Linked DNA regions of Homo sapiens: region 2 is linked to region 1. The links are chromatin contacts, found by Hi-C in ENCODE. All regions are on one chromosome and are shown on one strand. The core of a region is the stretch at or near the end of the contact, and the rest is flanking DNA. Distances in the headings are between cores, read along the strand shown.

Evidence for each region. A loop is a pair of places that touch in the nucleus more often than their neighbours do. Pooled maps may share reads with other maps.
Region 2: a loop to region 1 is called in a pooled map, with 9 times the contacts of the local background. The contact joins two enhancer-like sites. A Hi-C loop is called at or near these places in 2 of 37 single-sample maps with no recorded cell type and 2 of 50 pooled maps.

The regions. Positions count from the first base shown.
Region 1 is chr21:17,425,326-17,431,996 of GRCh38, forward strand. It overlaps the pseudogene RNU6-113P. Among named protein-coding and RNA genes, the nearest start is that of LINC01549, 10 kb to the right of the region's middle. Within about 2 kb of position 3,271, at least 3 of the 41 ENCODE cell types and tissues checked have a DNase peak (open chromatin) inside an H3K27ac peak, as active enhancers do.
Region 2 is chr21:17,844,234-17,850,904 of GRCh38, forward strand. The region is part of intron 1 of LINC03147 (long intergenic non-protein coding RNA 3147); the gene reads right to left. All of the region lies in intron 2 of LOC124900465 (a long non-coding RNA gene), which reads left to right. Among named protein-coding and RNA genes, the nearest start is that of C21orf91, 28 kb to the left of the region's middle. Within about 2 kb of position 4,223, at least 2 of the 41 ENCODE cell types and tissues checked have a DNase peak (open chromatin) inside an H3K27ac peak, as active enhancers do.

The DNA of each region.
Region 1 (6,671 bases), core at 2,021-4,520:
TTAAACCTCTTTTCTTTACAAATTTCCCAGTCTCAGATATTTCTTTTTTGTTGTTTGTTTGTTTTTGTTTTTGTTTTTGTTTTTTGAGACAGATCTTGCTCTGTCACCCAGGCTGGAGTGCAGTGGCGCGATCTCGGCTCACTGCAACCTCTGTCTCCCGGGTGCAAGCAATTCTCCTGCTTCAGTCTCCCGTGTACCTGGGATTACAGGCATGTGCCACCACACCCGGCTAATTTTTGTATTTTTAATAGAGACGTGGTTTCACCTTTTTGGCCAGGCTGGTCTCGAACTTCTGATTTGGGGTGATCCGCCCACCTCAGCCTCCCAAAGTGCTGGGATTACAGGTGTGAGCCACCACGCCCGGCCATCAGATATTCCTTTATACCAATGCAAGAACAGACTGATACATCACCCAAGGCCAGCTTTCACCATTTCATACCTAGATCACAGCAATCACCTCAAAACTGATCCTCTGCCTATAGGCTCTCCAAGCTTCCCCAAACATTACAGAAGCATTCAATTTTAGAAGTTCAGAACCTATACACCTGCCCATTATATCTGGTTTAAACTTACCAAGTTTCTATACTATCATTTCCTTACCTCTGAGAGGTACCAAACCACCAAACCAGTTTTTTTTTTTTAATTTGACTTACCTGAGCCAGTGTTTCTCTCCACTTTTAGGGCCACCTATCACTAATATATTTAGGAAAAGACCCATTGCAGGTTTGTTGTGGAGTTCTCTGTTCCCAGCTGTTTCTCCACATTCTGCCATGGCCCACGTGTCACTTAGCACTGTCAGTGGGGACCTGGATAATTTCCTTTAGTCTTGTCCATCTCCTCTTCCACACATCATCACACATAGATGCTGGGAGAAATAATAAGAGGAAGCATAAAATATGAAAAGATAAATTTGAAACTAGCCTCTATATATGACTTTTTTCCCAACAAAGTCCAACCAAACATCATCTAAGGAGTTAAAGGTTTTGTAGGGGTTTCCTTGTGAGCATACTGTGGAACAGCTGATCTCGAACTCCTGGGCTCAGGTGATCCTCCCACCTCAGCCTCTCAAAGTGTTAGGATTACAGATGTGGGCCACCATGCCTGGCTGACTCTTCTTTTTATAAAATTGCTTTTTCCTCAACTTTTTGTTTTGAAAAGTCATAAGCCTACAGAAAGTTACAAGAATTAATTTATACACCTATATGAAATTTGTTAGTTGTTAATTTTTTCAAAGTTCTCAATCTCTCTTCCCCTCTCTCTCCCTTTCTGAATCATTTGAAAATAAATTACAGGTATCTAGTCAGGCATGGTGGCTCAAGCCTGTAAACCCAGCACTTTGGGAGGCTGAGGCAGGTGGATTACTTGAGGTCAAGAGTTCGAGACCAGCCTGGCCAACCTGGTGAAATCTCATCTCCACTAAAAATACAAAAATTAGCCAGGCGTGGTGGTGGGTGCCTGTAATCCCAGCTCCTTGGGAGGCTGAGGCAGGAGAGAATTGCTTGAACCCAGGAGGCGGAGGTTGCAGCGAGCCAAGATCACACTATTACACTTCAGCCTGGGTGACAGAGTGAGACTCCATCTCAATAAATAAATAAATAAATAAATAAATAAATAACAGATATCCTTGTTTACCCCAGCAAGAATCTAAAAACAAAGACATTCTCTTGAATATTCTTACATAACCACAATACAGTGATCAAAATCAGGAAGTTTTAACATTGATACAACACTACTTTTCTGATATTGTTTTCTCAATAATATTCTTTCTAGCCAAGTTTTTGCCATCTAGAGTCACACATTGCATTCGGTTGCCATGTCTTTAGCCTTTTTCACTCTGAAACACTTCACTGCTCTTTCTGTCTTTCGCGGCATTGTCATATTTGGAGGGTAGTGGTCAGTAGTTTTGTAGAACAGCTCTCGCCTTGGGTTTGTCTGATTATTTCCTTATGCTGAAATACAGACCATGCATTTTGGAAGGAAGAGTACAGGAATAATGTGCCCTTCTCAGTGCATCGCATCTGGAGGCTCCCCTGACGTCCGTTTGTCACATTATTACTGATGTTAAGCTTAATCACTTCTTCACAGTGAAAGTATCTCTTTCTTCCTTTGTGACTAATTAGTAGTCTGCTTTTATAGCAGCTCTGTTCATAATTGCCAGAAACTGAAATAAATTCAAACGTCTTTCAGTGGATGAATGAATAAACAAAGCAATGCCTTCATACACTGGAATACACTGAACAATAAAAAAGAACAAACTGGCCAGGCATAGTGGCTCATGCCTGTAATCCCAGCACTTTGGGAGGCTGAGGCAGGTGGATCACCTGAGGTCAGGAGTTCAAGATCAGCCTGGTTAACATGGTGAAACCTGTTCTCTACTAAAATTAAAAAATTAGCTGGGTGTGGTGGCGGGCGCCTATAATCTCAGACACATGGGAGGCTGAGGCAGGAGAATCGCTTGAACTCGGGAGACGGACGTTGCTGTGAGCCGAGATCAAGCCACTGCACTCCAGCCTCCAGCCCGGAGACAGAGCAAGACTCCATCTCAAAAAAATTAAGCCAGCCTCAAAAGATATACTGTATGATTCCATTTATGTGACATTCTTCTTGTAAAGACAAAACTATAGTGACAGAGAAGAGATCAGTGGTTGCCAGGAGTTAGAGGAGGTATGACTGTAAAGACATAGCATGAAAGAGTCGTAAGGTAATAGAACTGTCCTGTACGCTGAATGTGGTGGTGGTTACATAAATCTATACTTGTGTTAAAATTCATAAAACAAGGCCAGGTGTAGTGACTCATGCCTGTAATCCCAGGTGTGGAAAAAAAATTCATAAAATGATACACCAAAAAATAAGTCAATTTTATAGTTCAGTGATTTTTCTTTTTTTTTCTTTTTTTTTCCTGAGACAGATTCTCACTCTGTTGCCCAGGCCGGAGTGCAGTGGAGTGCAGTGGAGTGCAGTGGAGCGCAACGAAGCGTATTGGTGCGATCACAGTTTACTGCAACCTCTGCCTCCCTGGCTCAAGCAATCCACCCCCAACCTAAGCCTCCTGAGTAGCTGGGACCACAGGCCCACGATACCTGGCTAATTTTTGTATTTCTAGTACAGACAGGGTTTCGCCATGTTGGCCAGGCTGTTCTGAACTCCTGACCTCAGGCGATCTGCCTGCCTCAGCCTCCCAAAGTGCTGGGATTACAGGTGTAAACCACCGCACCTGGCTGATAAGTTAATTTTACAGTTTGATGATTTTTCTTTTTCTTTTTCTTTTTCTTTTTTTAAGACGGAATATCACTCTGTTGCCCCAGCTGGAGTGCAGTGGAGTGCAGTGGAGTGCAGTGGAGTGCAGTGAAGTGTGGTGGCATGATCATAGTTCATTGCAACCTCTGCCTCCCTGGCTCAAGCAATACCCCCGACCTCAGCCTCCTGAGTAGCTGAGATCACGGGCCCGTACCACCATGCCTGGATAATTTCTGTATTTTTTTGTAGAGACATGGTTTCACCATATTGCCCAAGCTGGTCTTGAACTCCTGGACTCAAGTAATCTGCCCACCTCAACCTCCCAAAGTGCTGGGATTACAGGTGTGAGCCACCATGCTTGGCTGTATGTATGATGACGCTTTAAAATAAAATTTAAAATAATTCACCTGTAAGAAGATACTTGAAGACTCTGTGAACATTTTGTTTAGCTGATAAACACAATCATTACATATCACTCAATTCTTTCTTTCATTCTCCACCTGAGCCCAACTGTCCACTTCTATCCAAACCTTTCAGTGACATAAGGACTTATAGCACCTGTAGTTATCCTCCTGTGGTTAATCATTCCCCCATTCCTACAGACTATCAAATTGACATTTGCAGGGACCGTATCTTAATCACAACCTCTAGAACAGTGTTGTTCTCATATAGGCACGCTTGGAGAATTTATGAATGAATGTGACTTGGCAGCCACCTCTTATGCCGGCGCCTATGCACCTACAGAGACTTCGTGAAGCCCTGGCACATTGTTTTTAATTGTTAAATTTCTCAGTTATGGGTATAATAGAGGCATTAAAGAGCATATAAGATTGTCTTCTCATTATGGATACAGACTTTCATTCAGGTAATCCTATTACACACTTTACCTTTGCATCTGTCTAGTGCAGCCATTAGTTGGCCACAAAATCTGAAATAAATATTTCATATTAAATTTAAAAATTGGCTGGGCCGTGGTGGCTCACGCCTGTAATCCCAGCACTTTGGGAGGCCAAGGTGGGCAGATCACGAGGTCAAGAAACAAGACCATCCTGGCTAACATGGTGAATACCCTGTCTCTAATAAAAATATAAAAAATTAGCTGGGCGTGGTGGCACGTGCCTGTAGTCCCAGCCACTCGGGAGGCTGAGGCAGGAGAATCACTTGAATCTGAGAGGTGGTGGTTGCAGTGAGCAGAGATCACGCCGCTGCCTCCAGCCTGGGCGACAGAGGGAGACTCCGTCTCAAAAAAAAAAAAATTAAAAACTATGATGTGCAGATATTTTCCCCTAGTATGAAAGCTTAAGTTATTAAATCTGTAGAAAGGCTGAAGAACTTAATGAGGATGTTTTATGTTAATAGGATAAATTTAATTGTTAAGATGTTAAGGTGGTGTGTTAAGGTGACAAAGGGGAAGTGGAAGGAAAGAGAACTAACATTACTGGGCACGTACTACATGCCAGTATCTGCTTCAGGTGCTTTAAAAACATTCTCCCAGTCCCCACCCAACTCTGGGACACACGCTCCATTATGCTCACTGCAGGGTGTGGATGGAAAATGAAAGGGTTAGTTCTACCCAGAAGCACCTGCCTAAGATGCCCTGTGCCCCATCCCTTGGGCCCACCTGACATTAGTGGCACTAATGTGAACAGCGGCATGCATGCTGCAAGTGCCCCACCTTCAGTGGGTGCTGTGGTGTCCCTTGGGGACACCCAAGCAGGCCACAGCCTGGAAGTGCAGGAGAGTTAGTAAGTAACAGTGGATGGAAGTCAGCAGATTAATGCCCCAGCCTCCTTGTCCTTCAGTGGAACAATGCTGAAGCACAGTCTATGAAGTTCCACAGCTGATCCCGAGTGTAAGTGGGCCTTATTTTTCCATAATGGTTTCCAACTGAGTAGCACACACTTTATAGGCTTTCTCACTTCCTTGTCTCTCTCTTCTCACACCTCACTTCTGCTTCCTGGGATCAATATCATCAGTCAATAGGTAAATGCAGATAGACTACCTGCATCCAAGTCCCTTGCCTTAGACTCTACTTTGCAAGAACCCAAGCTAAGACATACAACAATATTAGTCAGTCTCCTCCTTCTTTAATAATGAAACCCCCAGCCAGGCGTGGTGGCTCGCTCTTGTAATCCTAGCACTTTGGGAGGCCAAGGCAGGCAGATCACCTGAGGTCAGGAGTTCGAGACCAGTCTGGCCAACATGGTGAAACCCCGTCTCTACTAAAAATACAAAAATTAGCTGGGTGTGGTGGTGGGCTCCTGTAATCCCAGCTACTCAGGAGGCCGAGGCAGGAGAATCGCTTTAACCCAGGAGGTGGAGGTTGCAGTGAGCGGAGATTGCGCCACTGCACTCCAGGCTGGGCAACAGAGTGAAACTCCATCTCAAAATAAAATAAAATAAAATTTAAAAATATTGAAACCCCCAGGTTTTAGCTGTGCCCAGGACCATTGAGTTATAGATTATATTATCCCAGCATCTTTGCAACCAGATAAGACCATGTAACTTTTTGCCAATAGGATATAAGTGCTTTTATTTAACAAGCTTTGCCTTTAAAAGAAATAAGGGTGTATTTTCTTGTTCCTTTGACCATTCCTGCTGTCTGGGATGTAGATGTAATGGCAGGAGCTAGAACAGCCCTCACAGATCCAGAGATAGAAGCCATATTTTGAGGATGGGCTGAGCTGTCCATCCTACCCTACCCTGTTCTGCTTCACTGAGGACTATTTCAGGAGAGAAAAACAAATGTCTCTCTTCCTTTTTTTTTTTTTTTTTTTTTTTTTGGGAGACGGAGTCTCGTTCTGTCACCCAGGCTGGAGTGCAGTGGCAGGATCTTGGCTCACTGCAACCTCCGCCTCCCGGTTCAAGCAATTTCTCTGCCCTCAGCCTCCTAAGCAGCTGGGATTACAGGCGCCTGCCACCACGCCCAGCTAATTTTAACATCTCTCTTCTTAAGCCACAGTATTGTAGGGATCTCTCTACTAATGTAGCATGGCACACATATATGGAAATTGGAACAGTGCAGAGATTAGCGTGGCTCCTGTGCAAGGATGACACACAAATTTGTGATGTGTTCCATACTTTTAACATAGTTAGAAAGAATGAATAAGATCCAGTGTTTGATAGCACAGCAGGGTGAATATAGTAAATAATAATTTAATTGTACACTTAAAAAATCACTAAAAGAGTATAATTAGTCTGTTTGTAACACAAAGGATAAATGCTGGAGGGAATGGAGGCCCCGTATTCCATGATGTGATTATTACACACTGCATGCCTGTATCAAAACATCTCATGAACCCCATAAATATGTACACTTATATTTACTCAAAAAATTTTAAAAATAAAATAAAGTAGCGTGGACTGTATTTTTGCAGAGGATAAGATATTGGACAAAGTTACACAGCTTTGGAGTAAGGTGTAAAGGGAAGGTT
Region 2 (6,671 bases), core at 2,973-5,472, 420 kb after region 1:
ATTAAGACAGAGATGACGTATTGATTGATTGATTAATTGAATTGTACATTTTAAAGGAAGAAAGTATTTAAAGAATTCCAATGCTTTTTTTTAGGTGTTAAATATTTCTTAAAATAATCTAATAAACAATCTAAGTTTTGTCTAAGGCTTCTCCAGAAAAAAAAGAGCCTGTGTACACTAAATGTCTTCTATTAAATAAAAGTGGTTGGTCAACTTGAAGAGGCCGCCAGGATTCAGGAAATGGGTAGGCTTCTAATTTACCTCTAGAGTAGGTTTCTCAATCCTGGTATTAATGACATTTTGGCCCACATAATTCCTTGTTGTGGGGGTTGTCTGGCATCGAGTGATGTTTAGCAGCATCTTTGGCTTCTACCTACTAGTTGCTAGTTGTGACACCCTCACTTGTGACAACCAAAACTATCTCCAGACTTTGCTAACTGTCATATGGGGAGGAGACCCCCTATACCCAAACCCCATTGAGTAAAACTACTCTAGAGTTTATCTTAACTATAGGTCCATTTTGTATTAATCCATTCTCACACTGCTATAAAGAACTACCCGAGGCTGGATAATCCATAAAGAAAAGAGGTTTTATTGACTCACTGCCCTGCAGGCTGTACAGGAAGCATGACTGGGAGGCCTCAGGAAACTTACAATTTTAAACCATTAGAACTTGTGAGAACTCACTATCACAAGAAGAGCAAGGGGGAAATCTGCCCCCATGATCCAATTACCTCCTACCAGGTCCCTCCTTCAACACTGGGAATTACAATTCAACATGAGATTTGAGGGGGAACACAGAGCCAAACCATATCACACATCAATGGCTAATAAATCTGTTCTGAGTCCTCTAGACTTTGATTGACTCATGAGTGGACTAGAAATCTTTGGATTGTACTGAAGAATATTGACTGGAATCACCTTGGTGACCCAAACCAATTAGAATTAAATTTAATCTAATTTAATTAGAATTCAATTAGAATCAGAACATGCCTCAGAGGGAGGGCCAGGCATGGGGAAAGTAGCAATTCACTTTAATTTCAACTTAGAGTTGAAACATTTCAGCCAATAATTTGTTATTTTTTTAATGAAACCTGTTATAGTTCCACAAAAAGAACTCTCAATCCTCTTACAAATGGAGTAAACTCCTTTGTACCTATTGTAAGTGTAATTTTCATAGGCCTTAAAGTCATACATACAAACTAGGTAATATTTTATTTTTGGGTAATTGAACTTAGTTTCTATTATATGCCCTATTTCCCCTGATATTGTAATGCAAAATCTAGTCATTTCTAGATGGATTTAGCCTTTGTCATACTTTTGTCATGTCATCCTTTGTCTTGTAACTTCAAGTTTAAAATCATGTCATTTCTGGACTTTGCCTTTGCCTCCTGCTCTTCAGGGTGGTATTCCTGTTCCCTAGTTTATTCTAGACAGGATGGAGGTAGGGAGTCAGGGAAAAGGGACCTGTTCTTCCGTGGTCATGGTATTTGTCAGTCTTCCAGAAGGCCACCTCCTGAAATCTCTGCAACTGTGAGCGCCTCAGCTGCATAATGCCCACTTGCATTTGGGTTAAAAATTCTAGACCCTTGGGTCCTAAGCTGTCTCTTTCAAGTACCTTCTGAGCCCTGCTTGGGGAAGTGGGAGGTTTATTTGTCCACTTCTCACGGGTGACCTTAAGGTAGGATCAGAGCCGTCATCAGAGTCTCTTTGCCCCTCGATGTCACACCGAGCCACATCTAACTGTTGGCCCAATGTAACTGACCATTTTTGCTCTGATGCTGGGGTACTAAGTTGATGTGGTAGATCTAGAACACACTTTTTCCAACCTTCTCTCTCCTCAAACTATACACTAGGGAAGAGTAAGGTTTCAGTCTTCCCTCATGTGCATTTAACCCTTTTGCTGCTCCTCCATGAATTATTTTCATCCTATCAGGACGCTTTCACCTACTGGGCACCTAAACTTGCGTGGAGATGAAGGGTGTAACTTCTTTCTGTAAGTACTCTTCCAAAGTCTTTGCTGTTCTACAACATTGCTGTTTGAAGCTAAAAGCAAAAAACATGACATCCCTTTTATTCTGTTCTGCAGTAATTTTTCCTTTCCTGAGTTTGAAAATACCTTAGAATAAACAGGATGAAGGAAAGGTCTTTGGGAAACAAGAAAATTATCATAATTAAAAAAAACACATTTCAATTTTTTTGTCATGATATATGAACATACTCCTTCCTCTCCCTCCATCCCAGAACCAGTCAGATGCCAACATCTTCTTAATTTTATTTCATGCAGCTGGCTCTTCTCTTGCATTAGTGTGGCTAGCCCCTTCCACTCTCAACCTACTACATTTTGCAGTAGGTTGCTGGCTAGGCTCTGGCCTCACACTCTTATTTGCATCCTACACACTGAATATAGGTGAATCTTTCTAATAAATAGTACAAAAACCTTTAATGACATTATGTTGCCTCTGAGCTAGGTTGCATTTATATCCTGCATAATCTGACACCAACCTGTTTTATAAGAGTGACCTCTCATTTCATGAATCTCTAGTTTATTTATGTAGAAATAAACACTGAGGTCTTAATATGTTTCAGACACCATGCCAGGCACTGGGGAATGAATGAAAGATTTCAGTCACTCAGGTCGAAAGATTCTTGATGATAAGAACCAGTGAGGAACTGAGGAAACAATGGGAATCCTAATTACTTTGCTAGGTTTCATGCCTCTGTGCATTTTTCTAATATAACCAGGGCTGGGGAAGGCAGAAGTCAGAGAAAATTTCCCAGGGAAGATGAAGAGGAATTATTAAAATAGAGAAAGATAAGGAGTGTGTTCAGGCATGGTTCTCAGCAACAGTAAACAATGAAGGTATGAAATATTATAGTTTACATAATAGCATTTGTTTTTTGGTTTGATGACCCAGCATCTGAACATCCTTCCTGCATTGGATAATTCTCTATTTTATTAAAGGGAAACGATTTCCACTGTAGAAACCGAAGATACCAATGTGAAACTAGGGCATGAGCACACGACTTAGGTTCCATGAATTAGATGGAGACTCCCTAGACTTTGAATTGAGGGTAGTGATACCAAAAAAATCAAAACAAAACACAATCCATTCTGGTGAGCTTGGCAGCCGTGGTGGGAGGTACATGCCCTTTCCAGAGACCCTAGTAGTGGTGCCATGTTTGGTATCAGTAGGTCAGCCACGCAAGCTGCAGTTTCTGGGTCTAGCAGGAGGGGTGGTGGGGTTTCCAATGCACCAGTTCTGTGGTGTGATTTGAAAAATGATATTATTTAGATTTTGCTGCATAACTGATCATCCCATAACTAAGTGGTAAGTCGCAAAGACTCTCTTCTTGACTGAACTTTAGATAAGCTCTTCTGAGTTCTGTTTTTGACCATGCCCCAGTGTAGGCTTATAAAAACTGCAGACTCTCAGCATAAATGATTTTTGTCTATTTTCCATACTCCACTCCCACACTAAAATTTTTGAGCAAAAATTAATATAGTTTCTAGCAGCTCAAAGCTACATTCCTAGAATGACCCTAGCCCCTTAAACTGCTCACCTTGGAAAGCTCAAGACTGATCCAGTCCAAACCAGTAATAAACAGGCCCCTGAACCCTCCCCTCTTAGAGCAGTTGTAGTTTAGGAAGCTTGCAGTTGTAATTCCTTTCTCTTCCCCTTTGCGATGTAGATCTTCTACCACCCAAAATTAACATTCAGGGAAATAATTCCCCCTCTGGTGCCCAGCCCCGTGGCACCTTGCCTCTAATTTACACCACTGCCTTCTGCCATATAAATATAAGAAGTTTGCTTCTCCTTTAGATAAGCACCAATTAACAAGATCAGTTTCTGCTTAAGCCCCTGCTCATTCCCCCTTCCTTAGTCCCTCATTGTCCCTTTAACATGCCCAGTCACCTCTGCACAAATCAAAGTTCAGTTCATGTTGGAACCTCTTTCCCTTTGCAGTGATAATTACGGAATAAAGTTTATTCTTAGTGCTTTAACCAGTGTCTAACCAGTGTCTGGATTTATCTTTGACACAAGTCATCTCAGAACTTAGTAACTTATATTTAGCTTATTTATGATCTTGTGAAAACAGCAGTTTGAATTGGGTTTAACTGAACAGCTCTGGGCTCATTCATGTGTTTGGAGTTGGCTGCTGGTCGATGAGGCAGCTCTGTTTCTGTGGTTTGGCTGACTGTCAGCTGAGGCTATGGGGATGACTGGACCGCATGTCTCTATCACCGAACAGTCCAGCCCAGGGTTGTTCACATGACAGGTCAGCAGGGTTCCAAGAAGTAGAGCTCCTGTGAAGTCTACATTCAGAACTGATATAACCATCACTTCTGCCACATTCTTTTGGCCAAAGCAAGTCACAAGGCCAGCACCAAATCAAAGGGTAAAGAAACACCCTACCTCCTGATGGGAGGAACTTCAAAGTCACATTGTTAAGGGATGTGGATACAGGAAGAAAAATGATGGCAGGTATTTTGCAGACTATCTCTATACAATTGTACCCGCTGTGCAGCCTCCAAGCTTGATTCTTTGGGCCAGGTTTTGGAGCCTCCTTTAATCTTTAATGAAGTCTTTCTTACATCCGCCTAAATTGTTTCTGTGGCTTACAATTAAACATCTTGTTGAATATTCTGAGTCGCACATACATTCTCTCTCTCTCTTCACACCATGACTCTTTCCTATAATGTTTAGAGCAGCGCTGTCCAATAGATGTATACAAGCCTTAATATAACTTAAAAAATTTGGGTAGCCATATTTGAAAACATGAGAAGAAACAAGTGGAATTAATATTAATACTATATTTTATTTCACCCAATATATCCACAGTGTTATTTCAACTAATCAATCTACAAATTATTATATCATGAGATACTTTACTTTTTTTTATTCTAAGTTTTTGAAATCTCTTGTAAAGCTTACACTGTCAGCACCTCTCAATTTGAATTGGCTGCATTTCAAGTCCTCAGTGGCCTCTACAGGCTACCATATTTAGGACATTGTTTTTCCCCAGAGTGAGTCATTGCTTAGATCTGGATATCTGATTCACAAGTAAAGAATGACACTACTGAAGAGGCATAGGAAACGAAACCATCATATACTAACCATGAATTTTATACTGGACTCTTTTTTTTTTTTTGAGACAGAGTCTTGCTCTGTCGCCAGGCTGGAAGGCTGGAGTGCAGTGGCGCGACCTCAGCTCACTGCAACCTCTGCCTCCTGAGTTCAAGTGATTCTCCTGCCTCAGCCTCCCAAGTAGCTGGGACTACAGGCGTGCACCACCACGCCCAGCTAATTTTTGTATTTTTCTTAGAGATGGGGTTTGACCACGTTGGCCAAGATGGTCTCGATCTCTTGACCTCGTGATCCACCTGCCTTGGCCTCCCAAAGTGCTGGGATTACAGGCGTGAGCCACTACACCTGGCCACAGGGCGCTATTAAAAGCACTTTAACTAATATCTTAGTTTGGGTTCTACCCCTAGCAGAGCTTGAGACACGCATTTGGGTGAAAATAATTTATTTGAGGAATGATTCCAGGAAGCCAATTAAAGATATATTATTGAGCCAGTTATTGCTATGGAGAACTGGCTCAATTCCATGGACCCCTCAGGGAGCCATATAGAATGAATTTCAGAATTGTTCCTCTGAAGAACAGAAGACTGAGGCATTTATTTACTGACCCCCATTTCTCACTGGCTGAGGGTTGTGCCCATGGATGTTAGTGCCCCAACGTTTCTGGACTGTCCTATATAAGGCTGAGGAATCTTATAGCTTCAGAACGAGTCCTGAGGCAGAAAAGCTGAGCAATAAGGCAAACATCTGGCATAAGGTTTTTCCAGTATGTATGGGAATTGTCTGCCACCAGTTGGAACTGGAATCAGTGATGGGGCAGGCACATGGCAAAGCCTCTGCTATGCATACATTGTACAATTGTCTTCTTTTGTTCAGGCTGCTATAACAGAATCCCATAAATTGGGTGGTTTATAAACAACATGAATTCATTTTTTACAGTTCTAGAGGCTGGGAAGTCCAAGAGCAAGGCACCAGCATATTTGATATATGGTGAAGGTTCATTTCCTGGTTCATAGAATGGTACCTTCTTGCTGTTTTCTCACATGGTGGAAGGGAAGAACTCTGGTCTCTTCAGACCCTTAAAAGGGCATAATCCCCCTATGAGGGCTCCAACCTTATGACCTAATCACCTTCCAAAGGCCCCACATCCTAATGCCTTCACATTGGGAATTACTTTTTAACATATAAATTTGGGGGGAACCCAAACATATTTTTCAACAATACTTGTAAAACAGACATTATAATTTCCAATTTAAAGAGGAAACTGAGTATAATAAAAATTCCAATAGTATTCAAGATGATATACTCTTAAGTGACAGAGTGTGTTTCTTCACAAATATGACTTATTACAAGGTCCACAAAGAACATATTTTTTGGGATTTTTTTTTCCTTTTGGGGGAAATGTCCAGAGATTTTTTTTGGCTTGTGTATTTATTTATTATTTCAGAAATTTAGACAAATCTACAAAGTAGGCTTTGTTTGAGTTATCTTTAATCAGTTTTTTTTTGAAAGGGTACTGCCATAAAACAGGGTCTCATAAGAATGTGGTATATATATTTAAAAAAATACACATTTGCTATTGTG